Regions from separate parts of the Mus musculus genome. Here regions 2, 3, 4, 5, 6 and 7 are each linked to region 1. A link is a loop called in an ENCODE intact Hi-C map of the cell type or tissue named here. Cell type or tissue: heart. All regions are shown on one strand.

What was found. Hi-C counts contacts between places; a loop is a spot of excess contacts. Peaks named below come from ENCODE experiments on the same cell type or tissue, not always from the same donor. Only the 100,000 strongest peaks of a DNase experiment are listed, where the experiment ranks them.
Region 2: it touches region 1 in a loop (5-fold over the local background); 5 of 42 quality-filtered maps call a loop at or near these places.
Region 3: it touches region 1 in a loop (2.7-fold over the local background); 17 of 42 quality-filtered maps call a loop at or near these places.
Region 4: it touches region 1 in a loop (2.3-fold over the local background); 3 of 42 quality-filtered maps call a loop at or near these places.
Region 5: a loop joins it to region 1, with 2.2 times the contacts of the local background. A loop is called at or near these places in 4 of 42 quality-filtered maps.
Region 6: a loop joins it to region 1, with 4 times the contacts of the local background. A loop is called at or near these places in 20 of 42 quality-filtered maps.
Region 7: a loop joins it to region 1, with 3 times the contacts of the local background. A loop is called at or near these places in 7 of 42 quality-filtered maps.

The regions. Positions count from the first base shown.
Region 1 is chr13:60,174,072-60,178,071 of GRCm38, forward strand. It overlaps Gas1 (growth arrest specific 1), which reads right to left and starts at 3,464. Exons shown (of 1, transcript NM_008086.2): 1 at 334-3,464. The coding sequence starts at 2,870. The coding sequence ends at 1,716. In heart, CTCF peaks have their summits at 962, 1,880 and 3,350; DNase peaks (open chromatin) are centred at 1,760, 1,860, 2,450 and 3,600; H3K4me3 peaks cover 4,000 bases; H3K27ac peaks cover 3,345 bases.
Region 2 is chr13:60,069,680-60,073,679 of GRCm38, forward strand. All of the region lies in intron 1 of A530065N20Rik (RIKEN cDNA A530046M15 gene), which reads left to right. Among named protein-coding and RNA genes, the nearest start is that of Gm35193, 27 kb to the left of the region's middle. In heart, a CTCF peak has its summit at 1,940; a DNase peak (open chromatin) is centred at 2,122; H3K27ac peaks cover 163 bases.
Region 3 is chr13:59,887,319-59,891,318 of GRCm38, forward strand. No RefSeq gene overlaps it. Among named protein-coding and RNA genes, the nearest start is that of Gm19866, 27 kb to the right of the region's middle. In heart, a CTCF peak has its summit at 2,473 (motif pointing right); a DNase peak (open chromatin) is centred at 2,623; H3K27ac peaks cover 1,615 bases.
Region 4 is chr13:60,307,362-60,311,361 of GRCm38, forward strand. No RefSeq gene overlaps it. Among named protein-coding and RNA genes, the nearest start is that of Gm5084, 100 kb to the left of the region's middle. In heart, no CTCF peak of the experiment used is centred here; DNase peaks (open chromatin) are centred at 840 and 2,340; H3K4me3 peaks cover 537 bases; H3K27ac peaks cover 1,924 bases.
Region 5 is chr13:60,285,497-60,289,496 of GRCm38, forward strand. No RefSeq gene overlaps it. Among named protein-coding and RNA genes, the nearest start is that of Gm5084, 82 kb to the left of the region's middle. In heart, no CTCF peak of the experiment used is centred here; a DNase peak (open chromatin) is centred at 1,505; H3K27ac peaks cover 2,677 bases.
Region 6 is chr13:60,466,464-60,470,463 of GRCm38, forward strand. No RefSeq gene overlaps it. Among named protein-coding and RNA genes, the nearest start is that of Gm35333, 34 kb to the left of the region's middle. In heart, a CTCF peak has its summit at 1,938 (motif pointing left); a DNase peak (open chromatin) is centred at 1,618; H3K27ac peaks cover 1,333 bases.
Region 7 is chr13:60,742,436-60,746,435 of GRCm38, forward strand. The region is part of intron 19 of Dapk1 (death associated protein kinase 1); the gene reads left to right. Among named protein-coding and RNA genes, the nearest start is that of BC051665, 42 kb to the right of the region's middle. In heart, CTCF peaks have their summits at 1,928 (motif pointing left), 2,128 and 3,994 (motif pointing right); DNase peaks (open chromatin) are centred at 1,166 and 1,926; H3K27ac peaks cover 1,691 bases.

The DNA of each region.
Region 1 (4,000 bases):
TGGGGGTCAGGAGAAAAGGGGAGGGGGGTGCACAGGGTGGGTCTCCCAGGGAGGGGGAGGCTATCCTCACACAAGAGACAGAGTATTTTGTGAATTTTCTTCACAAATGACAACAGCAGCAGAGGCCAGTTACAAATTCTTTTTAGCTGCCCCATTTACGGACGTCTAATTGTTCATTAAATTAAAGGCAGCATTAGCTCACACTCTGCCTTGTGCTGCGTTTTAATCTCACTTGAAGCTGGATGGACTTCCAGTGCCCCCTCCCTCCACAGCCCTCCCACCTCATCACTGGGTTAAATGCAGTGTAACTGTCGAAAGCAACTGCACCATAGACACTGTTTAAACTCTTTACTGGTGTGTGCATTTTTAATAAAACAACCAAAAATACACAAAGTCATAGTTTTTTTTTTTTAAACACGGGATTTAAAAAAATGATGTCTATAAAAATACAATGTTTAAGGCAGTTTGGAAATGCATTTATACATTTCTACAATGTCCATAAATTCTCTTGAAAATAAGAACGTTACTTCAAATCTGTAAAATACACTGTACATTCTTCTACACAGGGCACATTTCAAAATGGGCTGCGGGAGCGGGTTCCTGGTGAGCAATGTATTCTATACATTTCTTGGATGGGCTGCAGGAGTGGATTCCTCATGACCAATGTATTCTATACATTTCTTGGATAGGGGAGATACAACAATGATGCAGATTTAAAACTTTTAATTTCTTTTTTTAAAAATAAATTATTTTCTGAAGCATACAATTTATAAAAAATTCTATATACAAAGTACAGCAACTGGTAAGAAACCCCAGTTTTAATACAGTTTATATACGACGTACCAGGGTGGAAGACCCTGATAGGGGCAGAGGTAATATTCAATCTCTGCATATTCAAATTTAGAATTTCTTGGTGGAGGGAAAAAAAAAAAAGGACAACAGAACAAACATCATAGAGGTTTTCCTAGATGGCAGTACCGAGCTTTAGGATAAAAAACATGCATTGTTCAACACCATGGTAACTTTTTTTCTTCTTTTGGATCCTTAATTCTAAGACACGTGGTGCAGAGGGATCAGAATGGTGGCAGGAAAATTAAAGGTGAAGGGTTAGGAATATAATGCAGTTGTAATTTCGGGGAAGCCCCTCCCCCCCCCAAAGGCAATCGCCAGCTCCACACTGAGCATTACCGATGGATAGATACACCAAGAGCACAGGAATGAATCGGTAAGGGGAACTTTTCTATTTACTTACGATTGCTGTGTTTCTCAGTGGTCACAAGCAATTTAAGTCGTTACCAGTACTATGTGTTCCCTCACCGGAAAACAGTTTAAAAACAAAACAAACAGACAAATAAAAACCCGGCCCCTTTGCAAACCTAATTCCCTCAACATCCCTTCTCCAAGTCCATTGGAACTTGAAAGACCCCCACCGTTCAGCACTCTGAGTCTAGGCCTCCTTTGCTTTTGCAGGGTGTCCCGAATTCTGCAGATTAGAGCTGGCAGTATAGATCAGCCGGTTATCTCTGCAGCCTGGAAAACCGCACAGAAGAGGGCCGAACATGTTGGCTGCGGTACGAGCTGGGCCCTGTCCACCCAGGAAGAGTGTGGGTCAGTGTTCCCGACCATCTCCGGTCTCCGAGCCACAGGTGCCCTGCTCGGGAACCAGCTGGGTCGTGCATACCGGCCTGGAGCAGCCTGCAGCAGGGGCGCAGGAGCTACAAGTGTGACCCGAGCAGCAGGAGCAACAGCAGCAGCAAACAGGCAAACGGGGTCCAGGCGCTTCGATTCGCCCAGTGGCCTCCACTGCCGCTGCTGCTGCTCCTGCGCCCGGGACCGTGGGGCAAGTCTCCGCGGCCGCCCGCCGCAGCAGCGCCGCCGCCCGGGCGCGCAAGGCCGTCGTCGTCGTCCAGGGGTTGCTCGCCGCCCGCGGCCCCAGCGCGCTGCTCGTCGTCATATTCTTCGTCGTAGTAGTCGTCCAGGCCCCCGTCCGAGCCGCTGCTGCCCGGACCGTTGCTCGCATCTGGGCCGAAGCACAGGCGGGCCATGTTCTCTTTGACCGATTCGCAGATGGGCCGCTCCAGCCCATCGCACACGCAGTCGTTGAGCAGCGCCGCCTTGGGCACGGCCAGCATGTCCTCGATGACCGCGCGGCACTCGTCTGTGCAGCGCAGCCCGTTGAAAAGCTTGCCGCAGTAGGCCAGGTAGCGGCTGAGCGCCAGGTTGCAGCGGCTGTCCCGGTCGCAGCGCCGCCGGGCCTCAGTGCAGCCCATGACCGAGCCCGCTCCCGCGCCCGGGCCCACGCTGCTGGTGCGCGGCAGACAGGGCTCGATGGCGCGCTTGGTGGACCTGCAGTGTTCGTCCTGCGCGCAGTCGCAGTCCTCCAGCGCGGGCCCGCGGCGCGTGTGGTTGAGCTGGATAAGCGCCGAGATGCAGTGGCTCGGGCAGCGCCAGCGCGGCGAGGACGCGGCCGAGGCGGGGAAGGCGCCGGCGGGCCCCGGAGCATCAGCCCCGCCGCGCTGCGCTAGCACCGGCGCACAAGCCTCGGCGTACTGGCTGTAGGCGTAGCTGCAGTCGGGCTCGCCCTGACACTGCAGCAGCGCCTGCCAGCAGATGAGGCGGCGGCCGTGCGCTAGCCCCGAGCCCCGCGGTGCCGAGCACAGCAGCTGCAGCAGCGCCATCAGGCACAGCAAGGCGCCCGGCAAGGTCCCCGTGCGGGCCCCGGCGCCGCCCAGCAGCGCGGCTAGCATCGCGGGCAGCAGCGGCCGCCGGACGCGGTGCGGAGCGGAGACGAGGCTCGGGTGGCGGCCGCGGGGCCGCTGGAAAAGTTTGTCCGAGTTCCGCGCACTTCTGGCATGGGCGTCCTCATCCATCCATGCCGGCGGCCCCGCGGCTGGTAAAGGCGGGTGTTCGCTCCGGCACCGCGGCCGGGGCTCCCTGAGAAGCGCGGCGACGCAGGTCCGGGTCCGGTAGACGGTTGGAGGCGCTCAGTGCCGTTCCGGGGGGACGCGGCGAAGCTGCAGGAGCGCGCGGCGCCGGGGGTGCATGGTGCTAGGCGCCTGCAGACAGTCGTGCGGCCGGCGGCTCCTCGGTTCCCGGCTCAGCGGCGCGTAGCACTTCGCAGCTCTGGCATCCCGCCTTCCCGCGGCCAGGACGCTTGGTCCCCTCCCCCTCTACCCCGGTCTGGGCCGCGCTCCGGGAAGTTCTGGGCGCCAGGCGCAGGGAGGACCCCGAAACTCGGAGCGTTTCTCTGCTCCGAGACCCGGAGCTTGGGGAGCGGATCCGCGGAGCCCGGCTGCGGACTAGCTCGCCGCGAGGCTTTAAATACAAAAGTGGGCCGGGAGCCCCCGTGTGGTGCCGCGGCGCCCCCTCATTATGCATGCATAGAAAAGCAAACAAACAAAAACATTAGCAACGCTCCTCCGGCTCGCCGAGCCCTGGCCCCGCGCGCTCCAGGCTTGCCCGCTTTCTCCTTTCTCCACTCTCCGGCGCCCTTTGCTCGGCCCCCTTCCCCGGCTTTGCGAGCTGCTATTGGTCCAGCCTGTTGTTGTTGAAACTTTTTTTTTTTTTTCCGAGCCGCTGGAGTGGGGCTGCAGAGTGGGGGAGGGCGGTGGGCAGCTCACATTCAGGCATTCAGGGCTTGAAAGGAACGGCTTAGGGAGCCTGACACAGGCCCAGCTCCTCCCACTCTTCAGGAGGCTGGGATACCGAACCCCAGCTCGCGCACAGAGCCAGCGGGCAGGGCTTAGGGCCAGCTGCCTGCATCCGGCTCAGCCACCGGCCTTTTTGTTCCCTTCCTCCGCCCCCTTTTTGTTTGGGTGGGGGGACACTTTTATTAATTCTTACTGATCCCCCATCTTTGCATCCGAGAAAGTTCGAAAGTCACTTTAATTTTCAGGCTCCTCATCTCTGAGTTCTGATCACCTCGGGGGGTATAGCGAAGGCAGGGAGTTTTGAGAATTCATTGTAAGACTTTAAAAACTTAGACACAGATTGCGCGCGC
Region 2 (4,000 bases), 100 kb before region 1:
GATTGGGCCTCAGAGTCAGCATAATTATAACTAGAGGGAGCACTGGTTATCTTTACAGCTGGATAAGGGGAAAAGCTTTTACACGTCAGAAACATCCTCTACCTAACCTGTAAGGAGAGTCTAGGAAGCTGGAGAGCTGGGTACATGCTCACTAAGTTGAATTTATCTTTCTGTTTAATTTGAGGAAAAAAAAAGTCTCATGTAGCCCAAGCTGGACTCAAACTTGCTCTGTAGCCGAGGGTGGCCTTGAACTTCTGATCTTCTTGCCTCTACCTCTTGAGTGCTGAGGTTCCAGACAGGTGCTCTGTGGCCTTTTTATTCAGTACTGGGGATCAAATCCGGGGCTTGGTGCATTCTACCAATTGAGCTACACTCTTCCCCAGGCCCGGGCTTGCTTGATTTAATTCATTGTGAAAGGCTGCCAAGTGTCTTTTAACCCTCATGTTTGTGGTGATTGGACTCTCTAGTTCCTCACACAAAGTCAACATATGTGGTTAATAGGCAAAAAAAAAAAATGGTCACCAAAGGGACTGGTTTTTTTTTTTTTTGTATCCCTTCCTCCCCTGCCTGGTCCAGCTTGCCTGATTGAGTTATGTGGTGGCCTGTGTCTGTGACTGAATGTGCCTTTGAGTTACATTGATGTTTGATTCAGATTTATGAATGAAGTGAAATAACAGCACAGTGTGTATGTGAGCATGTGGGTACATGTGCATGTATGTGTACACATGTATACATGTGTGCACATGTATATACATGAATGTAGACCTCAGATAACCTCCTTTCTACCCAAGGAGGCAGTCATTCCAAAAAAATAACACCAGGGCTATGTAAAGTAGATCTCTCCTGCTAATGCTATGTATAGTTTTTCCCTTTTGTTTTTAAAGATTTATTTGCTTTGTGTGTGTGTGTGTGTGTGTGTGTGTGTGTGTGTGTGTGTGTGTATGTGTGTGTATATGCCACATATGTGGAAAAGTCCATAGCAGAGAGTAGACAGCATTGAATCCCATGTGGCCTCTAGAAGAGCAGGCAGCACTCTTACTCTGAAGAGCCAGATCCCTAGTTCTTCGTTGTCTTTTGAGACAAGGTTTCACTATGAAGCCCCGGCTGCACATGAATTCATGATTCCCCTACCCCCACCCCTGTCTTAGCCTTTGGAGGTCTAGAATTACAGACGTCATGTAGTATCATCCTTAGGTGAGAGAGGACATGTGTATGTGAGCATGTGGGTGCATGTGCATGTATGTATACACATGTATACATGTGTGTACATGCATATACATGCATGTAGAGCTCAGATAACCACATCCAATGTCATCTTTAAATGCTACCTTGCCTACTTTTCTTTTTTAAATTGAGGCAAAGCTGAGAACTCACCCAACTAAAAACTAGGAGGTCAGGCTGGTTGGCCAGAGAGAAGGTCTGAGTGGTATGCCCCGCAAGGACTGGGATTACAAGATCACAACACCTCACCCGACATTTTTGTTTTTGCTTTTCTTTTATGTAGGCTCTGAGGTCAAATGCAGATCCTCGGGCTCTATCACTGAGTTCTACTCCAACCCTATACTTTCTCCATTAAATCACTCTATCTTGCGTGTCACCTCAGAGGCCACCCCTCACCTTAGTAAGCACCAAGACCATCTACAAACCTTTTCAGGAGGTGAAGGACAACCTGGGTCTTTGGAGAGTCTGACTGAATGGATCTCAGGAGCATCTCACAGATCAGGCCACCTGCAGGGACCTAGAGGAGGCTTCAAAGCAAGCAAGCAAGCAAGCAAGCAAGCAAGCAAGCAAGCAAGCAAGCAAGCAAGCAAGCAAACAAGCACCTGTGCAGACTTCAACTGTGACTCTCTCTCATTTTCCCCACCCTAAAATTCTCAGTAAATCCACAACTCTTCCAGGGCAGTGAAGAGGGGACACCCTTCTTCCAGTCATCTGCTGCCTCCAGCGAGGAAAAAGAAAATGTGTTTTCTGAAGCAGCGAGCAACCAACCATCACAGACATCTGGCAGCTTCTTTCAGCCACTCTCGTTTTCGGGCCAGCGTGTCGAGGCAGCTGTGCACAAGGTTGTGTGCTCTTCCAGGAGGCAGGAAGCTAGGAGTGTCCTCCCTTGGGGGCTGCAGTTTGCGTTTCACAGACGCAAATGCTCGCAGACTGGGACATAGTGACTGGAAGTGTGCACTGAGGGCCAAATTCCCAAATATTCCAGGGCTGTGGAGCAGAGGAAATGAGAACAGCATGTGCATCTAAGCCTGCTCCTCCTTCTGGGAGACAGAGATGGGCAGACATCATGGATGGATTCTCAGGGAAATCAGCCCTCTGTCCGTTCATACAGAGACACTGTGAGGTTCAAACAAGCAGCCAGGGCAGGGCCACTCACTGACAGGAAAACACAAGCTCTTGTTAATATTTCTTGCCTTCTTTCCAACTGTAAAAAATACTGTGTGCTTATTTTTAAGCAGTTGGAAGGAAAGGGCAAGCAGAAGCTACTTCTCAGGGACAATAGATATCAGTCTTTTAGATTGCTGCCTCTCTAGCTCCATCTTCCCTAGTCAACTTCGATGCTCAGGGACCTTCTGTGGTCCGCTGTTGGTCATCAGGTCCTCATTTGGTATGTCTTAAAATTTTCTCTGAATTGTTAAATCTTTGAGCATTGGTGTTTTTAGCTTTTTTTGGTTTTAGCTGCAGTGGAAAGAGACTTGTGAAACATCTGACACTGAGTGTGTCTCCTTGTAGATGATTGCTGCTCTTCTAAGTCACTTTAACTAGAAATCCCCATTTAACCCCACTGTCCCAGCTTCATTTCTGCTTTTGTGATAAAAATGTCCCAACAAAAAGCAGCTTGTGAGAGGGAGGAATTTATTTCAGTTCACAGTTGCAGGCCACATACAGTTCACCGTGGTGGGGAAATCACAAAGATGGGAGCCTGAGACACCTGGTCATGTGATATCCACAGTTAGGAGCACAGAAAATGCATCCATGCATGCTCTCTCGATTGTTTGCCTGTGCTCCGGGCAATTTCTCCACTCTTAGATTGTTCAGAATCTCTGCCTAGGGAATAGTGCTACCTGCAGTGGACTGGGCCTTCCTAAAGTCATTAAGTTAAGATAATCCAGCCTCCACCCCCAAAATGCCCACAGACCAACAACAATCTCTCGTTCATACTCTCCTCCGAGATGGCTAGTCTTAACAATTAAAGGTAACTATCATTGCAGCAATTCATCCAACAGGCCGTAGTGTTAATTGCCAATTAGAACCTGGTACCTTAGCAGCCATAGCTGAGGTATACCTCAAGGGGGACCTGCCCTTGGATTAGAAACCATCTCATGCTCACGTGGATGCCCCAAGACCTAGTTAACTCCCTACAAGGGCTGAGGACTCGCTAATCCATGCCTGCCTCTGATTGTAGTTGCTTCTTGTGATGCATTTTAATAGCAGAAGCTGAGAATTCTGGGAATTGGAGAGTGTGGCTGGGAGCCCACAGCATTCCTTTTAAACATGTCTACATATTAACCAACCCATGGATCAAAATAATGAAAGAGGGGCGTAGCTGCTGTACGAGGGCAGATGTTCAAATCTCATTCTTCTCTTGAGCACAGAGTACTTGGTAACCGCTGGGATAGCATTTGCACAAGGCAGTACTCTGCATCATCTAGAGATCACTTAAAGTGTGTGCATGTGTGTGTAGCATAGCCATAAGTACTACGCACTTCCGATATAGGGACTTGAGGGTCTGGGTCTGGGTATTCCCAGGGAAGGGCGAAGTGTCCTGGCATCAGTCTCCTGCAGGTCCTACAGGGTAGGAATCATTTGCTGCTTTGATCTATGCTCCTGTCCTGTCAGCAGCAGCCCCTTCTACCTCTTCCTGCTTGGTGTGTGCTTGTGTTTGTCCCTGCTACTGTCTCTCCACAGCAATCTTTTCTCCGCCAGGATCACCGTCCTTACTGATGCCCTGTCACCCCTCCTGTCCTCCCTCCTTCTTCAGAGGAGTCTATTTGCTCTC
Region 3 (4,000 bases), 290 kb before region 1:
CTCCTGAAGGGTCCTTTCGGCTGCCCTTGGGAAGCCATAGTCAGCTCCTCCCCACCCCCACCCCCCACCAAGGAATAACTGATTGACACGGGAAAGGAAGGAGTAGGTTTCCCTCCCTCAGAAAAGCAGGAGGCCCGTGAATCACCGCTCTGATTCAGCTCTGTGGAGCAATCTTCATTTCCAGACCAAGGCTCTACTTTGTCCCCAAGAGATGGATTTAATTAGAAGTTCCCTCCTCCCCACTGAGAACTGCTGAGAGCCTTCTTGATTTATTTTCATACAAGGCAGGGTGTATTTTGGTGTTTTTCCTAAAATAAAGTAAGAGTTGCTACAGGCAGCATTGATCTTCCAGAAGATGGTGGAGAGCTTCTCAGAGACAACAAAACAAAACAAAACAAAACAAAACCAAAAACAACCCACTCCAGCACCTTCTTGAAGCACCAGACCACTATTACCTCTGCAAACTTCAAAAAGGCAACCAAACTTTCCCTTCAAGGTGATGCGCTTTTGTTGGGATGGGCTCTGCCATGCCTCAATAACGCGTATCACCCAGATGTTTCTGGCCTAAACTACAGTGGGTTTGTTGGTTCCTCACTTCTAGTCCACACCCCACACAGATAGGCCAAGATCTGCTCTCATTGAGCTGTATTCAGAGCACTTTCTTTGAGAGCCCTGACTGGCTACTGTCTCGACTTGCAGGCCATGGTGGTACATGGAGTAGAGAGAACTCTAACCCTTGTCACTAATCAAATCTGTCCCAGAAGTGGCAAAAGTCACTTCTGTCTCCTCCCATTCACCAGAACTGGTCACTGGGTCTCACCCAATGACCCAGCAGGCAGGAAGTACAAGCCACCTTCCCTTGTAGCCTGGAGGAGTTGACAGTTATTGACAACAGCAACCACAGCATTCCAGATAAACATTTGTGGCTGAACAGAGCTTCCCCTCCCCCATCACATCTGTGTTCTCTTAGTCTCTTCTTGAAACCTTGGGGACAGCAAGGGTTTCTAGTAACAAGGACACATGCTATTATTCAATCTGTGACTGTCCTTGACATTATGTGCTTTGAGTTACTTCTATTTCCTGGGGATCTCTTTCTCTCTCTCTCTCTCTCTCTCTCTCTCTCTCTCTCTCTCTCTCTCTCTGTGTGTGTGTGTGTGTGTGTGTGTGTCTGTCTATCTGTCTGTCTGTCTGTCCCCATCTAACTTTGAGGATATTCTGAAAAGTGAAGACTAGACTCACACCAGAGCTCTCTGCTGCCTCTGGGGAAAAGGTGCCTTCACCTTAGAGTTGGTCCTGGGTGCACATTTTGTTTCTTTCTCAAATATTCATGTATTTTTATTTCAGATTCCCAGCATTTCTGTCAAAGGCTCATGTCCTCCTCTCCTCCTGTCTTGAACTTTTAACTCCAGAGCCTCTGAGGCCAAATAAGTATCACACCCATGGCTAGAGTTAATGTTAGAGTTAGGAAGAGTTCAGCTCCTGGGTATGTTTTTTTTTTTTTTTGTGGTTTATGATTGCTATTCATATCATAGGGTGTTAGTAACCACAGAGACAAGACACTGTAGAGCCATATAATGTGAGCACACATAGACACACACACACACATACATACACACACACACATGCACACACACTTATACACACATATACACACACATATACACATACACACACACCTATACACACACATATACACACACATACACACATACATACACAGACACGCATATACAGCCACATACACACACATATACACACATACACAGACACATACACACAGACACATACATATACAAATATACACACACACACACACCAATATATACAAATACACACACACACAGAGCACAATTATAACTAATTCTTTATGTTTGAAGGTATGTATTTATCAGAGTTAAATTTCCCACAGTGAGATAGCTCACCATGAGAAAAAACAATTACAGTTACTGAAAATCATTTTTCTTAGACCCATTTAAAGAAGCACAGGGATGTCTTTGCAGCAGAAAATACAGTGGATACAGGAGACAGGGTATGCAAAGCCCTGAAAGCAAGCCATGTGGCATAGGAGGGCAGGAGATTTTAAATACTCTTAGGTCAGGCTAACTTGTTCTAGGCTAAGAACAGAATCCAAACATGGCTAAACCAGAATACTCAGACCTCTTTACAAAACGTATGTGGATAACATTATTTTTTGGAGAGATTATGGGAAGTGACTTTCTTGTTAATACAATTATTTGGGATTACGGCTCAATCCTGGCATTACCAGTGAGATTTTGAGATACCGGGAGGAGAGTTTTTGCTGTGTGTGTTACAGCCCCAGTTCACAGATCAGCACGAAGGCTCTTCCACAGAGAAGAAAAAGTGGTCAAAGTTTGTAAGACTGACCCTAAACTGAGCACAATTCGCCCTTTACAGAGGGGGGATTTTTTTTTCTTTTTGTCTTTTGTTTTCCTCTGTGCCACAAGGTGGCGGTGATCACATTCTCAAACAACCATCTGCCTCAGCTAAAATGAAGCCATGAAGTGGCAAAGTTTGATGTAATCTGCATCAGGAATGGAACCAGTATGTTCACAGTGGAAGGCCGGCACGGTTGCTATGGGAACGTCTCTCTCAATCAGCTTCCTTAACCCCTCAGGAGATAAATGGAAATGACCAATAGCCTTGTGGAAGGACTTCCTGCCATGAGGTTCTGCCTGTCCTCCACAGTGGGACCTCTGCCTGAGACCACAGAATGGGTTCTCCTTCTCTGCTACCGTCCTGTAGTTGTATCAGGGGTAGATAAGAAGCAGCCTTTGGCATTTATGGTTGGACACACAATGTGCTACTAGAGGAAGAGCTGTTTAAAAGATTCATAAGGACTGTACTGAGAGAGCAAGGAGTCACAGAGTCCCACACACTAACTTAAGGCCACTTATCTTTTTGTACCTAGAAGGACAACTCCCCTGGGTGTCACAGAGTGCACCTGAATGGTTATATCAGTACCTCTTAAAATGTAGGTGTGACATCTCTGCATCCTCGGGACAAGCGGAGGCATGCTGGTGACTTCATAGCCATCTTTTCAGACTCTATTGATATTTTCTAAATTCTGAGGGGAGAAAGACATTTCTAAATAAGGATCCATGTTCCCTCTCTCCAGGCTTAGCCAAGTTGGATTATCCTGTGTAAATTATTCAGGGACCCCCCCCCCCCACACACACACACACACACACGCACACACGTACACACTTAGCTACAAGGTCTGAATCCACATCTCTCCCCTGAAAGGGTTGGGTCAGGCACTTGGCAGCAGAATGGCAGTAAGCATCAGCTGGCATGCCAGCTTCACCTCAGGTCCCCATGTGGTACCCGTGAGGAGGGAAGGCTGCTTCTCCACCAGCCCAGTTGCCAGCTTCTTTTGTAGTCTCATGGGAAACACGAGAATGCGGTTGATGAAGGTTCCATCTGAGGTTTTATCTGGATCCCTGGGTAAAAGCGTAGTTACCCATATCTCTAATTTTAAACGAGATGTTTTTGAGGCGTTGCTATGTAGCCTAGGTTGGCTTCAAGATGATAATCCTCCTGCCTCACCCTTCTAAGTACTGAGATAACTGACGTACACTATCATATCCTGACTATCGAGGCCTTCATGGAGTAAAAATGTTTACTGCTCTTCCTCGCCAGGAACCATGAACTGTGTTTATTCTCTGACTGTTGAATACTCCATAGCTGATAAACAGCGGGCACCCTCCTCACACACAGAGGGAAGGAGATTCTAACACTTGGTCTTGATGTCAATATGACACTCCTTGAAGACTTTTCTAGTCTCTTTGGTTTGCTCCTTACAGGGCATGACCCACAGAGGTCACGGCCATTCCCATTTTACAGATGGGGAGACTGAGGCAGTGACAAAGCAAGAGGGTTGTCTGCCCCTGTGCTGAGCTTCAGTCTCCATTTACTTCCCTGGGAATGCTTGCGTGGCATGTAACTTGCAACTGGCACTGGCGTAGCTTTGCCCTTTCTT
Region 4 (4,000 bases), 130 kb after region 1:
TCCATGCTGTGCCCGTGTCCCATCTTTTACAGTAGCCATCTTGGTTAGCAGCAGACTGTCATGGCAGCATGGTGTTTGGATACAGTGGCCAGGGCTACCTGGGTTTCAGGCACTGAATGGGTATTGTGGAGTGGATCCCTCACAGACTGGACAGGAGCAGATGTGCAGACTACTGTAACATGTTTAACAGGTAGTAACTGACTGGAGCTTGGGTTCACTCACATATGAAGGTCCAGATAGGCTTCTTATTCCCTACATCTTGGGTCATTTCTAAAGAAAACTATGGCCAACAGTGTGTATTAGAAACACAGATTTTCTGAAGTTCCAAAAAACCTTCATGCCTACAATCTCATTGACTTCTTGGTTAGGCTTCATTTTTTTCTTAAAGCCTGTAAATCCATGGACAGCTGAGAGTCAGGGACCAAGGCCTGTCCTCAGCCTTCTTTGGGAAATTCAAATATTTCCTTTCACTGCTGGTTTTAAAACCAGTGACTGTTTAAACCAATGACTGTTCTAGGAAAATTAAGGGGTTTTTGTTTGTTTGTTTGGTTGGTTTGGCTTTTTATGAGATGAATTATGTTTTTAAATCTTTATTAGCTGATTACAACTTAAAATTCTTTGATACACCAGCAGTCGTTATGTGCTTCAAGGGGGCAGTCTCATCGGAGGCCGCTTTCCTGTCTTCTGGTTAGTATGTAGAGAGATGTGCCTGCAGGCTCCACCGTGCCTTTTCCAGATGCACAACAGCACAAGGCTGCTTCCCTGCAGAGCCAACCTGTCAAAAGCACTTCACAGAGCACTGCCTGCGACCTCCAGGCTACAGTAAGCAGCGAAGAGATTCTTGAACTAGATCCAGATGGAAAACACAGTGACAGCTTTGGATTCCTTCCAGGGGCCCCAGAAGAGGTGCTGTAGACACACACACACTTCTTCATAGGGCCTTTAGAAGAGAAGGGGGTTGGGGAGCCAGGGCCCTAAAAATCTTTCCACGGTCAGAAGTAAACAGACCTATTACGGGGCCTATATTTCATATGGACATTTTCACAGGACTTTTGTAGACTGTTAACGACCACAGCCTTCATGGTGTGAAGAAAACCTAGGCTAAGAAACGAGCTTGGCTTGCCTGTGAAGTATGGGCTGCACCATGATCTGGCCCCTCCCTTCAGCTCAAGCCTTAATTCCTTCTCTGAGAAGAGGAGGGGGAGGAGACTAGCTTCTGGGGTCATGGCGAGGACACGATGAGATTGATAGAAACTTTAGTTTGTAAAGATGGTGCCTGTCATACAGATATATTAGGAATGGTCCAAGGGAGCATGTCTCCTGAAAGAGACATGCATCATCAGACGGTTACAAGAGCTCTATGCAGAGAAGCGAGCCGGGGGCGGGGCCAAATGCCCAGGCTTCTGTTCCTTGTCTTGAGAAAACAGGTTAAGATTGAGATTCCTCACTTCCTGCGGTATCCAAAGATGTGTGTGAACAGCGGTTCCCCTGAGAAGACAAAGGCTGTAGTCCGGCTCTGGAATCTTGCAATGAAGGGACCTGTGGGGATCTAATGGGGACACACACCTATGTGACAGCCAAAGTAGCCAATATACTGTAAAGAGGAACGGCGGAGTGGGTGTTGCTACACCCAGTGCAGTTAGGAGCATAGTGTTCTACATTGTTGGTCAGCTGTCCAAGCTGCAGGGGACTTTAAAGGCGACCAGGCCCTCATCTCATTTCAAGGAATAAAGCCTGGGTCCTGCATATTTCCCTGGTTACACAGTCAGGTCACCCAAGGGCTGTTAGTTTGGTGTTTTCTTCATATTCTCTCTTCTTTTGTAAGGGATGGCCTGTGTGAAACCTACAGCGAGCTCTCAGCCACTCCCAGGGGTCCCAGAGCCTACAAATCCGTACTTTCTGTAAACGAGGAAACTGCACTAGAGAGATTCGGCAGCCTGCTTAATGCTGCACAGCTCCATTCTTCTGAGGCTTACCCATGTTCATTATGGCCGTCGGAGAACTTCCTGGTTGCTCTCTTCGACTTGCAACATTACATGGTGGTGATATTAAAATGATTACCAGCTATACTATGAGCCATAGGCTTTATTTTCCTATTTATGGTTGGTGGACTCACTGGAATTGTGTTATCAAACTCATTACTTGATATTGTACTTCACGACACATATTCCATAGTAGCTCATTTCCACTATGTCTTGTCTATAGGAAACAGTCACTTCATCCCTCCCCCACCCGCTGGTGCTCAGGGGTGTGCTAGTGGATCGGCACCGATGATGTCATTAAGGACCTTGGCGGAAACCAAAACCACCCCACCCCTATTCCTGCTGCTTCTGAACGTTCAGCCAGACATTTCCCTTCGGAGCATTCCTCTTTGTTGCTCGGTCACGAGGGAGGACGGAGACCAGAATCTTCTATCTGGAACCTTCCTTCCAGGCTCTAAAATGTTCTGAGTTCTTCCCGGTTCTAACGGCATGATTCTGAAGGATGAAGGGGTTATAAGCCAGCCTGAAGGTCAGAGTGGAGGGGCAGTTGACAAGGACATGATTCTTTCTCTTGGGGATACTGTTTCTGGCCTTTAGGAAGTAGGTGTTTGTAACTAGGCTCAGTGTTAGTCATTGATTCAAATCAAAGACTTGTCCTCGGCGTTCTTCAATGCCTCTGAGAAGGACTGAGCATGGTAAAGTCTCTGCAATAGGAAAGGAATGAGTGTGGACACCCAGAAGAAACACTCATGCTGAGGCAGGCCTGGTACAGTGGGCCAGCGGAGGGAGGGAGACCTTGGCACTGGGATCAGCTATGGGCCTTCCTTCTCCTGACTCATAGCCTTCAGAGATTTAGTCTCCTGACTCTTTGCAGGCTTATACATGACCTCTGGAGTCAGCTATTGATGGACCTGGTATATTGAAGATCACAGAGCCCTCAACTCAGATTCGGGGTCAGGGTACTTGTCTCAATTCAGCTACCAAACAAGCTAGGGGAAAGCATGAAGAGAAAGCCCAGGCTCCTCCTCACCGCAGTTAAGAAGGAATTCTAAGTATGTTCACTGATCTATCAGGCTGCAAAATCAAAGCTTAAAGACATTCTTCTCAGGCTGGCAAGATGGCTCAGTGGAAAGAGGGGCTTGCTGCCAAGCCTGACAACCTGAGTTTGATCCCTGGGTTACATGGTAGAAAGAGAGTACTGATTTCTGAAAGTTGTCTTCTGAACTCCACATATGTGCTATGGCATATGCATACCAAGCAATACTACCCACACATATAATAAATAAGTAAGTAAATAAATAAATAAATAATTTAAATTAAAAATAAGTTTTAAAAAATACTTATCTGGTGAATGTGGCTGAGGTTGCTTCTTCCCGGTCCAAGACTTTACCACAGAGCAAGATAAATGGGGGATTTGGAGTTCTTGGATGCCAAGAAACAGAATTTCCAGAGCAACAGAGATGACTTTATGCAGTGGCTTTCCATAGTATTGCATTAAGTGAAGGATGAATCCCTTTCACTTTGGTCTCAATTTCTCACTTCTAATCAGCCCTGACCTTCTACATGACCAGAGGGATACATATCCGAGATAGCCCTCAGTTTTGTCTATATACAGGGGACAACAATCAAAATCCCCAACACAGTGACACATCCCCTAAGCAGCTCTGTCAACTTCTCTCTAGATGGAGCCCCATTCTCGATAGCCCTAGCCAGTCAGTGTTTCTGACTAAGAGCCCCTTCATCAAACTCAATATAATATATTTTTTAACAATATATTATATATTATATTATATTACATTACATTATATTATAGTATATTATAGTATATTACATTATATTATATTATATTATACTATACAATATTATATTATATGGTGTTTTATCTGCATATATGTATGTGGACCACTTGGATGCCCAGTGCCTTCAGAAGTCAGAAGACGGTGTTGAATCCCCTAGAACTGGAATCACAGGTATTTGTAACTCGTCCTGAGGTTTATGGGAATTGAACTTGGGTCTTC
Region 5 (4,000 bases), 110 kb after region 1:
TGTGAAAAGACCCTCTAGCCAAAATCAACTTCTGGGCAGAAAGAATTGATTTGGCATAAACTCCCGGGTCACAGACTATCATTGAGGGAACTCAGGGAAAGAACTCAAGCAGCTTGAAGCAGAAATAGTGGAGAAACACTGGATCCTCACTGGGTCATGCCCAGATAGCTTTTTAAAATAACCTAGGTTCATCTGCTTAAAATGGTGTTACCCACAGTAGGCTAGGCCCTCACACATCAATAAATAATCAAGATATGTGCCCCCAGCCCCAGACATGCGTACAGGCCAACTAGGTCTGAGAAATCCCTCAATGGAGGCTAATTTATAAAATGATTATAGGCTCTGTCAAGTTGATCATTAAAGCCAAGTAGCATACTATTTGTTAAACGTGAAAGAGCATAGGCCTTATGCTATAATCTGCGGTGGAACTGGGTCTCTCAATCAATATGAGCATTACAACTTATTTCTAGCATTTGCATAACAATTAACAGGAGGGATGCTAGGAGTCAGCTATAGCTGCAGAATCCAGGTGCCAAGGACTTTGCTTTGAGAGAAAGTGCTCTTCCTGCCCTTCTCTAGCGATTGGTGTTTCACTAATAAGGTCCAAGGCAGCCACACCTCTGTGGGATGCATTCTGGATAGTGTTGTACGGAGGCCTCCTGGTGTATGTGTTGCAAATCAAAGGCTTGGAAGAAACTTGTGTGCATTTCAACCATCTCAGCCTGACTTAGACAAGCACAAACAGGCTTTGCACATGTTCAGGGATATTTGTAAGGTGACACAAGCAATATCCCAGAGCCATGAGTTGTAGAATAGACTACAGTGGTCCCCTTTGCAGGAAGCCCTTGGGATTTCATCAGAGTTTGTTCCCATCATGGACCCTCCTCGAGCCCTTCTGCTTCCATTGGGGCACCCCCTCAAATCCTTTTGCAGCCTACACTTGTGATATGACAGGGAGCTTGTGCTTCTAGTAGTGTGTAACCTAGCTCTTCCTGCTTTTATAAAAACCCGAGTTGGTTGAAGACTTATTATTATTATTGTTATTATTATTCAGGTTAATTTTATAGGACAGTCTGTAACCAAAATTAAGGGGGCAAAAGCAAATTAAAATTTGCCCCGTCTCCTATGTGAACTCAAATGACCTTCTGGCTTCTTAAAATAAGTCTGACATTTCTCCTGGCGGTGTGTCTGAGGAGATAAGATAAATTAGAATTCCTGAGATGGTAGCGGCTGTGGGGAGGACGGTTGTCGGTAGCTTCAAGGCAAACGTCTGCTTTCTTTCTCCTGGATACTAAGAAACCATTGACAGGAAGAAATTTTGGCATTTGGAAAAAGAAGGCAACGTGTCTCATATTATTCTAGAGAAATCTGTTCAATGTAAGGAGAAATTTATCTCCATAATGACCATGAGTCACGAAAGCAGTCTTTCCTTCACTGTGGGTGCACTCTTGGCTGCGGGGCCTCTGTCTTCCAGAGTTAGTATGAGCTGGCCCACTGTCCTATCAGAGTTCATTGCAGCCATTGTTGCTATGATGGAAACCTTGAACCTTCTGTGACCTTATAGCTGGCCAGGCAGGAATGCTGGGAGTGGCAATCAGTATCTATGAAAGTAATTTATGATGACAGCAGGTTCTCTCCCACTTTCCAGACTCCAGGGTCCACCACCGCCCATTGGAGCTGCCTGTGGGAACAACACAGGCCGTGCTCCAAGCAAGCTATGGCCATCTTTTTGGTTCTTACTGGCCCTTAAATCCAGTCCTTGTAAGAAAACATTCGGTTTGCTTCATCCCTTAAGACTCAATGCTAAAATATGAGTGTCTTTTCCTGTTGCAAGATTTCAAGTTTTTATTGGTCCTGAAGGACCAAGGTACAGAGAAGGAACAGAGAAGGAACAGAGAAGGAACAGAGAAGGAACAGAGAAGGAACAGAGAAGGAACAGAGAAGGTACAGAGAGAGAAGGCTTTCCTTCTACTACCAACTTCAGATCATTCAAGCTAAAACATAGAAGTCTGAAGGCATTTGGGTAGTCTTATAGGCTTTTTTGGTTTTGAAAAATGAATCCTGAAAGCAAGATTAACATTGCCCACATATCATAAAGAGAAATTTATGGAGATGAGATGGCCCTCCTAGTCAGTCCCCAGGAAGAACAACCGATTCAGGATAGGCCAAGTATTGGTACTGCCCCCTGTGATCAAATACTTCCACAAGTCACGATGACACGCAGAGTCCCCAGAATTCCACTGTTGCAAGGGATAAAAAAATACCAGAGGTCTGGTGGAAATGTGCCTCTTGGCTCTCAGGACCAAACATTCCAGAGCCTGGTACAGGCTGTCGATCCAGAGTTGAAATAACACTGCTAGTAATTTGTCTGTCTCAGGTGGTTTGGAGTGTAGGAAAACTGGGCGTACAATCTGAGTCAGCCACGGTGTGCCAGCTCCAATTCTGAGAGCCCGGGGCAGGAACACGACTTTTCTTTCTTAGTTCTGTATCATGAGAGACTTGCTAGCCTTGCCTGAGTCTGCAAGGTGACCTCTGCTCTGGCTTCTATATCGCCGTCTCCCTCAGGTGGGCTCTTCCACACAAAGCCTAGAGAAGGTTAACAAAACTCTGGCCACAGTTGTTATCAGTGCCCGGCCCCCTAAGCCCAGGCCCCGGCCTCCTCCCAAAATGTTCTCCCTAGTACTAACTAGAAAGTAGAAACACACAGTTTGTGTGCAGCAGTCCTGAAAACCCAGCCTGGGTGTGTCAGACCCATTCAATGTGCTGGGCTCTCCACACTATTGCCTTTCCCCCAAGACATTCAGCTAAACAACAGCTTTTAGGTTCAGTCTTGTGATAAGTCCCCAGAGCATGACAGAGCCATTACTAAACGGAACTCCATCCTGGTCACCATATAAGGAACAGTCAATTGGGCAGGTATGTATCAAACAGCACTGGAGGGAAAGCCACGTCTCGCAGCAGCTAGTGCCACTTGTTCTGTGATTCCACGTGGTAGGTTCTTTTATTTTTAATTAAAGATTTATTTATTTTATGTATATGGCTACACTGTAGCTGTCCTCAGACATACCAGGAAAGAGCATCAGATCCCATTAGGGATGGTTGTGAGCCATCATATGGGTGCTGGGAATTGAACTCAGGCCCTCCGGAAGAGCAGTCGGTGCTCTTAACCACTGAGTCATCTCTCTAGCCCCATGTGGTAGGTCAATGTCAAAACAGATTTGATAGAAATAGCCAGTGTGCTTCAAGGGTTGCCGTTGAGATTCCAAGTAAGGTAGAGCCTTGTATAAATCTTGAAGACTTGGAGTTGTGAAGGAGTCTTTCTGTAAGACACTCAGAATGCTTTCACTAATAAAAGGGGGTGGGGTGGGGTGGACAGATAGACAGACAGACAAGGAAGCAAACAGCATAAACATCTACCTCAGAATACAGAGAGCGCTCTGCTGCTTCCTGTCCAGGTTCACGATGCCGAGGCGACTGAGCACTTGCTCTTATTCTAGGGTGCCTACAGTTTACATATTGGCCATTTTTATGAGACTATAGTGCATCAAAAACTTACCTGCATACTCTTCTGTGTGTAGAGGGGGATCTGACAACAAAGAAAACATTTTAAAGCAAGACTACTTCTAAAGAGTACATTATAATTTTTATTTTCATTTTTCTACTACTGTTCATTGTTTAGGATAGAAAACGGGATTGTACTGTAAGACGTGTCTCAAATTGTATTGTGATCTTTGTGTTTCCAGCTCATGTGATGATAGTGCCTCTATTGTCTAAGACCAAACCTCTCTGTCTCTGTATTAAAAAAAAAGGGGGGGGGGGTTAAGAACAAAATCCATCCTAGCCAGCAGGTTTCTGAAGCATGGATCCCACATGATGGCCTGTTCTGGGGGTGGGGGGCTTATTCTGGACTCTGTAGGAAGTCACAGGTATGACTGACAGGGTGGGGGAAAGAGAGGAGTGGAGCTAAGGATTCACCAGCCGAGCCTAGCACAGCAGAAGA
Region 6 (4,000 bases), 290 kb after region 1:
ACCTCCTAAGTCCACACAAACTCATACCTTTTGTGTGTGTGTGTGTGTGTGTGTGTGTAGGTTCTAGGATTCAAACTCAGGTCCTTGCAAGGAAAACACTTCACAAGCTGGGCTGTCTCCCTAGCACAGATACATATAGACTTAAGGATAGAAAAGTTCTCTTTATTTGTTGTCCTTGAAGTCAGGCATATACTTTCACCCTGACCTAGTGAGGGTCATGACCTGCACAGCCCCACCCACAGTGGCCCGGTTTGTCTGGTGTATAGAGATCCTGCTCAGGGTGGTTTTATCTCCCCTCCTAGGCCTCAGGCCTCTGGGACTTGCTGGCAAATGTGGTTCTTCATTGATTCTTAGGGCTGTGTACTAAGCCTTTGCCTTCTGGGGACCCTGTCATCTATGTGTGGCCTGCAGACTACCAGGGTTCTCTGTGCCCAGCCTGCACCTTCATCTGGCTGCTCAGTCCCCTCTTGAGCTAAGCTGAACTTGGAGAAAGGCAGGCTGCTTTCTTCATGTCATTCAGCACTGACTCTAGTCCCAGACAGTCTGTTTTCCTGAACTTTCCTTCCAAGGAAGTGTGGGAGAAGGTTCTGGAAGGTGGCTACGTAAATACCACTTCAGCCAGTGAAGCCAGGACCCGTCCGGAAGTGTCTTGATTAATTTGTTTTCTGAACAGATCACAAACACTGGCTCTCCTCTGAAGTAATATTTGATGAGTTTCATAACAATCTTTTTACAGTAACAGACAAAACTGACTCATGGGGCAATAAAATTGGGCTCTCTCGCTTCCCTTGGCATAGGAAACCATTGCCAGAAGTCAATTTTTTTTAATTACCTCTCTTTTGGTGCTGTTTTTTAGCCAAGAAAATAATCAGAAAGAGAGCACTGTGGCAGTTGATGAGCAGAGGTAGTGGGTTTCTGTCCGTGGGCCGGGTGGGCCTCTGTCTGTGGGCTGTGTGGGCCTCTGGAGCAGGCTGTACAGCAGCCTGAGCTGACCTCAGCTGCCCTTTCTCAGAGCCAAAAAGAATGCCTTCTAAGCAAAGGGAACCCCTCTCTTGGGATTATAAATGACACCTTTCATTTGGTCATCTTTGATAGTTTCTGTGTTAAATGATTTTAATGTGGAAAACTCTGGGGTAAGCCAGCCAACTCCATGATGTCTCTGTGAAAACTTTTCAATCAGGAGACAAATTTGACTTGTCAAATTTGATATGTCAAAAAAAAAAAAAAAAAAAAAAAACCTACGAGAGGTACCTGGAGGGTAAGAGGACTGGCTGCTCCTCCAGAGGACCGGAGTTCGACTCCCAGCACTGTTAAGGTGGCTCCGAAGTGTCTATAACTCCAGTTCTAGGAAATTCAACATCTTCTGCAAGCTTCCACGGGCACTGCACATGCTGCACAGACATGTGTCAGACCAAACACCCACGCACCTAAAATGCAAGGCTTGAAAACAGCTGCAAAAGGAAGAACAAAAGAGAAGCAGCTCCATTAGGCAGCCCAAGACATGCTCTGAGATGTAAGTGTAAGACCTTTTCCTGCTGAGGAGTAGCTTGGCTCCCTCATCACATCAGCTGGCCCAGAGGGCTGCGTCCCTCCATGCAGCCAGCCCACTAGACTGCTGTTACAGCCCCTGTGTAAAAAACAAAACAAAACAAAACCAAAAAACAAAACAAAAAACAGCCAAAGCCACAGACAGGATCCACTGGCTAAACTTTTGGCTACATTGTATTGCTTCCTCTTTCAGCCACTCACTCACTCATTGATTCATTCATTCATTGATTCATTCATTCATTGATTCATTCATTCATTGCCGGCTTGGAGACTTGTGGGCCAGATGACCGGAAGCATAGAGAATTTATTAGTAAGCTACTTTTGTGCCTTGAACACGATTTTCCATTTTATCTTTGTTGTATCTTTGCTGTGGAAATGGCTCCACCCAGTGGTGTCCCCAAGGAATTACATGTCACATTCGTCATAATTTAACTGTCCCCGCTTTAGGCAGACAGACGTGAGTTACTAAATATTTCATAGCATTAAAGTAATTGATTTGTATGAAAATTTATTATCACCGAGATTCTCTCCCCCAACCCAAACTCCATTAGAGTCTTCGATAAACATCATGATGTCTCTCTTAACAGGGAAGAGTCAATATTGAGTTAAAGCAGCGGTTCTCAACCACTTTGGCAAACCTCTTATCTCCAAAAATACTTGCATCACAATTAATAACAGTAGAAAAATTACAGTTATGAAATAGCAACTAAAATAATTGTATGGTTGTGGGTCACCACAACATGAGGGGCTCCGTTAAAGTCATTAAAGTGTCGCAGCATCAAGAAGGTTGGGAGCCAAAGTTATAGGAAGAAAAGTCAAAGCCAGGTTTCTATCATTTAAACTGAAGTGTATTCACCTCCTAGAAGTGTGTGTGTGTGTGTGAGAGAGAGAGAGAGAGAGGGAGAGAGAGAGAGAGACTCTGAGATCTAATTTATTTTTACTAATCTATTCTTTGACAATTTGATACGTGTGTATAATGCATTCTGTTCACACTCATTCCTTCACTCTTTCTTACCCTCCTCCTATTCCACCAAGCCCCATCCCTCTTGTTTCTGTTTTGTGATCCACCAGCTCTAGTGACCGCCATTAGCTTGGGCTAGAGTGTGGAGAGTCCATTGAATTGTGGATAACGCAGAAGTGGCTACATCACTGAAGAAAATTATTTCCCCCCCCCCGCCCCCCACCGCAGTCATCCACCACCATTCACCCCCTGGGCGGAGGGGATCCTATGAAACTCTTTCCCATCTATGGCTGAATGTTTTGGGGGCTCAGACTTGTGCAGACAGCTCTAGCCATTGTGAGTTCATGAGCGTGGCAGCCATGTCATGCCCTCATGACAGCACCTTATGTCCCTCAGATCTTAAGTTCTTTCTCCTGCTTCCTCCACAATGTTCTCCAAGCTGTGGAGGAGACAATAAGGGGGGTTTGTGTAATGCTGAGCATGTATAGTGATTGGTTCTCAACCTTGTCACCAACCGCGAGTTTGTATTAGCAAATGCTCCCTGCAAAGATAAACTTCTTTGAACAAACTTGAGGATATTGCTAGACTACAGAGCAAGCATAACTATTAAGATGCAGCTTAACAAATAAGCTTAGCAAAATAAACCTAGAAGGCTCATCCCTAGAGCCAATGGCTCCCCTAGCCATGGGTCTTTGACCAGGCCCACACTGTTGGACACGAGCTCCCACCTACAAAGTGGGCCTTGTATCCAACTTTAAAACTCAGTTGGTTACCCTCATAACAGCTGTGATTTTCATCATTATTTTGTGGGTGTGAATGTTTGCTTACATGTATGTATCTGTACCGTGTGAGTGACTGATTCTTACAGAGATCAGAAGAAGCCATTGGATCTCCTGGAATTGTAGTTACAGATGGTTGTGTCATGTGAGATGTTGGGGACTGAATTCAGATCTTCTGCAAGACCAACAACTGCTCTTAACAACCACTGAGCCGTCTCTCCAGGTGTTCATCGAGCACTTTAAAGTTTTCATTGCAGGCATCTTTTGTTTCCTTGGTGTGGTGGTTTGAATGTGCTTGGCCCAGGAAGTGACACCACTGGGAGGTGTGGACTTGTTGGAGGAAGTGTATCATTGTGGGGGATGGGCTTTGAGATCCTCCTCCTAACCTCATGGGAATCAGTCTTCTCCTAGCAGCCTTCAGATGAAGGTGTAGAACTCTCAGCTCCTCCTGCACCATGCCTGCCTGGATGCTGCCATGCTCACACCTTGATGATAATAGACTGAACCTCTGAACCTGTAAGCCTGCCCCAATTAAATGTTGTTCTTATAAGAGTTGCCTTGGTCATGGTGTCTGTTCACAGCAGTAAAACCCTAAGACACTTAGATTTCTTCCCAGTTGGTGTGCTATCTGTGACTGTTAAGAAAGGAACTATTTCTTTCATTTTCCCCGAATTCACTTGTCATTGGTGTATAATAGAAAGGCTAGTGGTTT
Region 7 (4,000 bases), 570 kb after region 1:
CAGAGGTTTTCACCTCCTGGGAATGTAGTTTTGAACTTTTGCCGTGAAGGAAATAGGGACTGGCCTACGGAAATAGAACCAAAGCCATTTTATCACTGGCTCCAGTGGAAGCCAGTGTGAGAGTCAGAGTCTGTGTTCATCCCTGTGCAGTGAGGGGCTGACACAGGACCAGGGAGGGCTTTGGAGCCTGGCATTAAGGGGACCTTAGGAGCTTCTCTTCTGGAAGGGTTTAGACTCCTAGGGACCCAGGCCAAGGCCAGGACTATGAAAACCAGGCAGGACTGAGCTGTATGGAGCCTGCACTGGCCCAGTTCAATATGGAGGACTTGAGACATTTGGTATTATCTCTGAGAGCTAGCCACAGGTGTTTCCTTCCAGCTCGGTGACATCACTCTGGGTTCTTGCAGTTGGATGTGGCGGGAATGCTTACAGCATATGATCCCATAGACCCCTCATGTGAGTCTCCTCTGTCTCTGGAACTTGGTGTTTGGTGGGCTCTGGAAGCCCCGCATCTACCCTCTGGCTGCTCCTCTCCAGAGGAACTAACAGGAGGAAGCTGTGCCTTCTCTTCTATCTCGTGCAGACAGATAGATTACCTACCAGGAAAGAGCCCCTTCAGTCCTCCACTGCACGGACCTGGACTGTGGTGCCTAGCCAGGTCCAGTCTCTTCACCTCAATGCAAGGAAATGCAAGGTCATAGGGAGTGGGCTGCATGCGGTATCCGTGGTCTTGAAGTTTATTTTCTTTGCCTCTGTTCCTGCGAGTTCCATGATTATCAGGGCTTTGGGGACTTGGTTTACTTCATTGGTCTCATCAGTAGGATTTTTTTCCTTAAACCGATAATAAAAGTAGCCCCGTCCTTTCTCTTAAACCCAAGCATAAGACACTGAGGAGGTGCTCAGGAATGTTTTGGAAAATGGACAGTGTTGGGTGTTGCCCATAATTAAAATTCACAGGGAGTGAAGGACATTTGCATAATTAGTATTCTCACTCCGTGCATTTGGGCCTAACAGCTTCCGCCATGTGCCATGTGCTGGAAGTCGCTGCTGCCTCTTCTCAGGGCCCTTATCTGGCTTCTCCAGATTGCCAGTTGCTTCCTTTCCAGCCTGTGGGTTTAGTCATCTTTCCTTTGGGGAACGTGAAAGCTAATTTGCCAAGGGAAACGTGCTGAAGAAAGAAAGCTGTAAACCCAGAGGCCCGCCAGGTTCGGACTGTGGGTGTCAGGATCTAGAGGAGAGACGGGGAGACCTGCTAGTGGAAGCGCTTATAGCCAGTGTGGTGCTGGGCTTGGCTGGGACCGTGCAGGCTAGTTGCTCTCTGAGTCTTGGGTAGGATAACTTCTTGAGCAAGCACTTAAGTAAGTGATGGGAGCTGATTGGTGGTGAGTGTAACCTGTGTTACAGACCCACCTTCACAACCACCCGGAAGGTCCACGTTCATAAACCTGCGCACTCCTAGTGTTGGGAGGTGTGCTGTCTTACATATCCAGCCTACTGCAAGCACTCAACCAAACCTTTAATCCATTGGGCCTTGTGTGCAGCCCAGTCACATTCACAGACCCAAGGGACACACACTGGAGCTCATTGTAGGGCTTGAGAAAACTTGCAGTAGCACAGTGGCCCCAACTTGATGCTCCTCCTGGGTGCTGGGTGGACAAGCTCCTACCAGCTCCTTCCAGCCCCATCACGGAGGGCTTGGCCAGGGTGGATTTGTGGCCAGGTCTAATCTCAGAGCTCCTGCTCCGGCCTCACTTTGGTGGACTGTGTATTAGTGTGCTTCCTTCCAAACCAATTAACACACATAGCACCCGCCTGCTATAGCTAGTGTGGTGCCATTCCTTAGGGGAGGAAAACAGGGTTGGTGAAAACTGCTTTTCAGGGAGTCCCGCTCTGTGCTCCTCAGCTGTCCCTACCATGCCACCTGGTGGCCAAAACTGAGAATGCGTTGACCACCGGTGGAGGGCTATCAGCAACTTCTGTCAAGGGAAGGTTGTATCAAACTCTTCTAAATTTAGATTCGAAGAGGACGACGAGGTTAGATTCCCACAGGCATGCGGACAACTGAGGCTGCTTTCCCTTTTCCTGCTTTTCAAGACTCTAGTGTATTCTGCCCACCTCAATGACAAAATGGCTCTCCTGGCTTATGGGCTAAAGCAGTGGTTCTCAACCCGTGGGTTTCGACCTCTTTGGTGTTTCAAATGACCCTTTCACAGGGGTCCCCTAAGGCCATTGGAAAACACTGATACTCTCAGCATGATTTATAACAACATAAAAATTAGTTATAAAGTAGCAACAAAAATAATTTTTAGTGTGGGGGTGCACCACAATATGAGGAACTATAGCAAAAGATCATAGCATTAGGAAGGTTAAGAACCCAGCCAGGGTTGCCATCTCTTGGCGGACAGAAAATGAAATATGAAAGGGACCTGGGCACAGGTAGGAGGCAGGAGACATAGGGTTCTGATGTCCCTGGGTCCCCACTTGAGAAGTGAGAACACGTGTTTGCTTGTGTGGTAGCCCAGAGTCTAGGGCCTCATAAAAGCCAAGGTGTAAATTTAGCAAAATGCTGCTTTCTTTGATAAGACAGGATGCCTTGACAATTGTTAGTCGAGGAGTAGCTTGTTGGCATGAGATTCAGAGATGACCACAGCCTCCTCCAACTAAGACTCATCAGCCAAGAACAGCAGTTCTAAGCAAAAGTTTTAGACCAACGGTAGCTCTTGGGATGCAGGTGACCATGCTCCATTGCTCCCAGAAGTGGATGCATTTGTCTCTGAAATGAAACCACAATGAGGTACAAAATCGGCATGCCACAACGCCATGGAGATGTAAGGAGGAGGGGCCTTTTTTCTCATTTTGCACACTTTCCTAGTGATGGTTTATAAATCTTAATAAAGTCAAGAAGCCCCCACGGCTACACTGTGTTTAAGACAGGGACCCAGTAGGGCCATGTCTTCCCAGTGAGACGGGCTACGGATGGCTGTGTGATCCTGTTTGAGCCTCCAGCACACAGCCTGAGATTCCGCTTCTGTCTGCATGTCTTTCTTTATCTATTTCGCCCCTCTGTTTATCTTCCTTTCGCACTCCAGGATGGGTAGAGGATGCAGTAGTCGATTCCGCTCTGATCCATGTTCTTGGGTCTCAGTTTCCTTATCTAAAAGGGGAGGATCAGGCAGCTCTTGTAGCCATCGAGAGTCAGCCACCGCATGCCTTCTGTATGGCATCCTGCTGATCTGAAGTGAGTTCCTTACCCAAGAACAGCATGCAACCACTTCTCAGTAGAATCACCGATGCAAAGGTGACAGACGTGGAAGGGGAACGTGTCTCGGTGAACATGCTGGGACATGAAGCGCAGTGCTGGTGATCTAGGGAGAGCCTGCCACGGCCTTGGAGTGACTGTGAATGCTTACCAATTGGATGGTTGGCATGACAACTCAAACAGCATGGTTTCAGGGCTACCAGGGACCCAAGAGTCTCAATGAATAAAGGCAAAATGAAATTTTAAATAGGTCCAGGAAGATGGCTTGAGAAATAAAGCTGTTTGCCATCAAGTTCGAGGACCCATACAGGGGAAGGACAAAACTGTCCCTTACAAGCTGTCACTTGACGTCTTTCTGCATATGTGCCATAGCGCATGTGCGCACACAAACACACACACACACACACACACACATGTTGTAAATACATACAAGTACTAAAATATTTAAATATTTTGTGAGCCAGCCACCAATTTATAAGATATTTGTAATCTTGGAAAACTCTACAGTCTACTCCTGAACCTCAGGTCATGTGCAAAAATGTAGCTAAGTCTTAAGACGAGATGACTCTAAACAAGATCTATTTCCTGTGTAAATCCTAACCAAGTGCCCAGTAGTCCCAGGGAACCCAGGATATTCTTCACTGTAGGAGGTATACATACACACATTCATTCCAATGCTCAAACATCCGCATTTTGTGGGATCTAAAATACATCTGTCTCTCCATAGTGTCCACCAGGGGG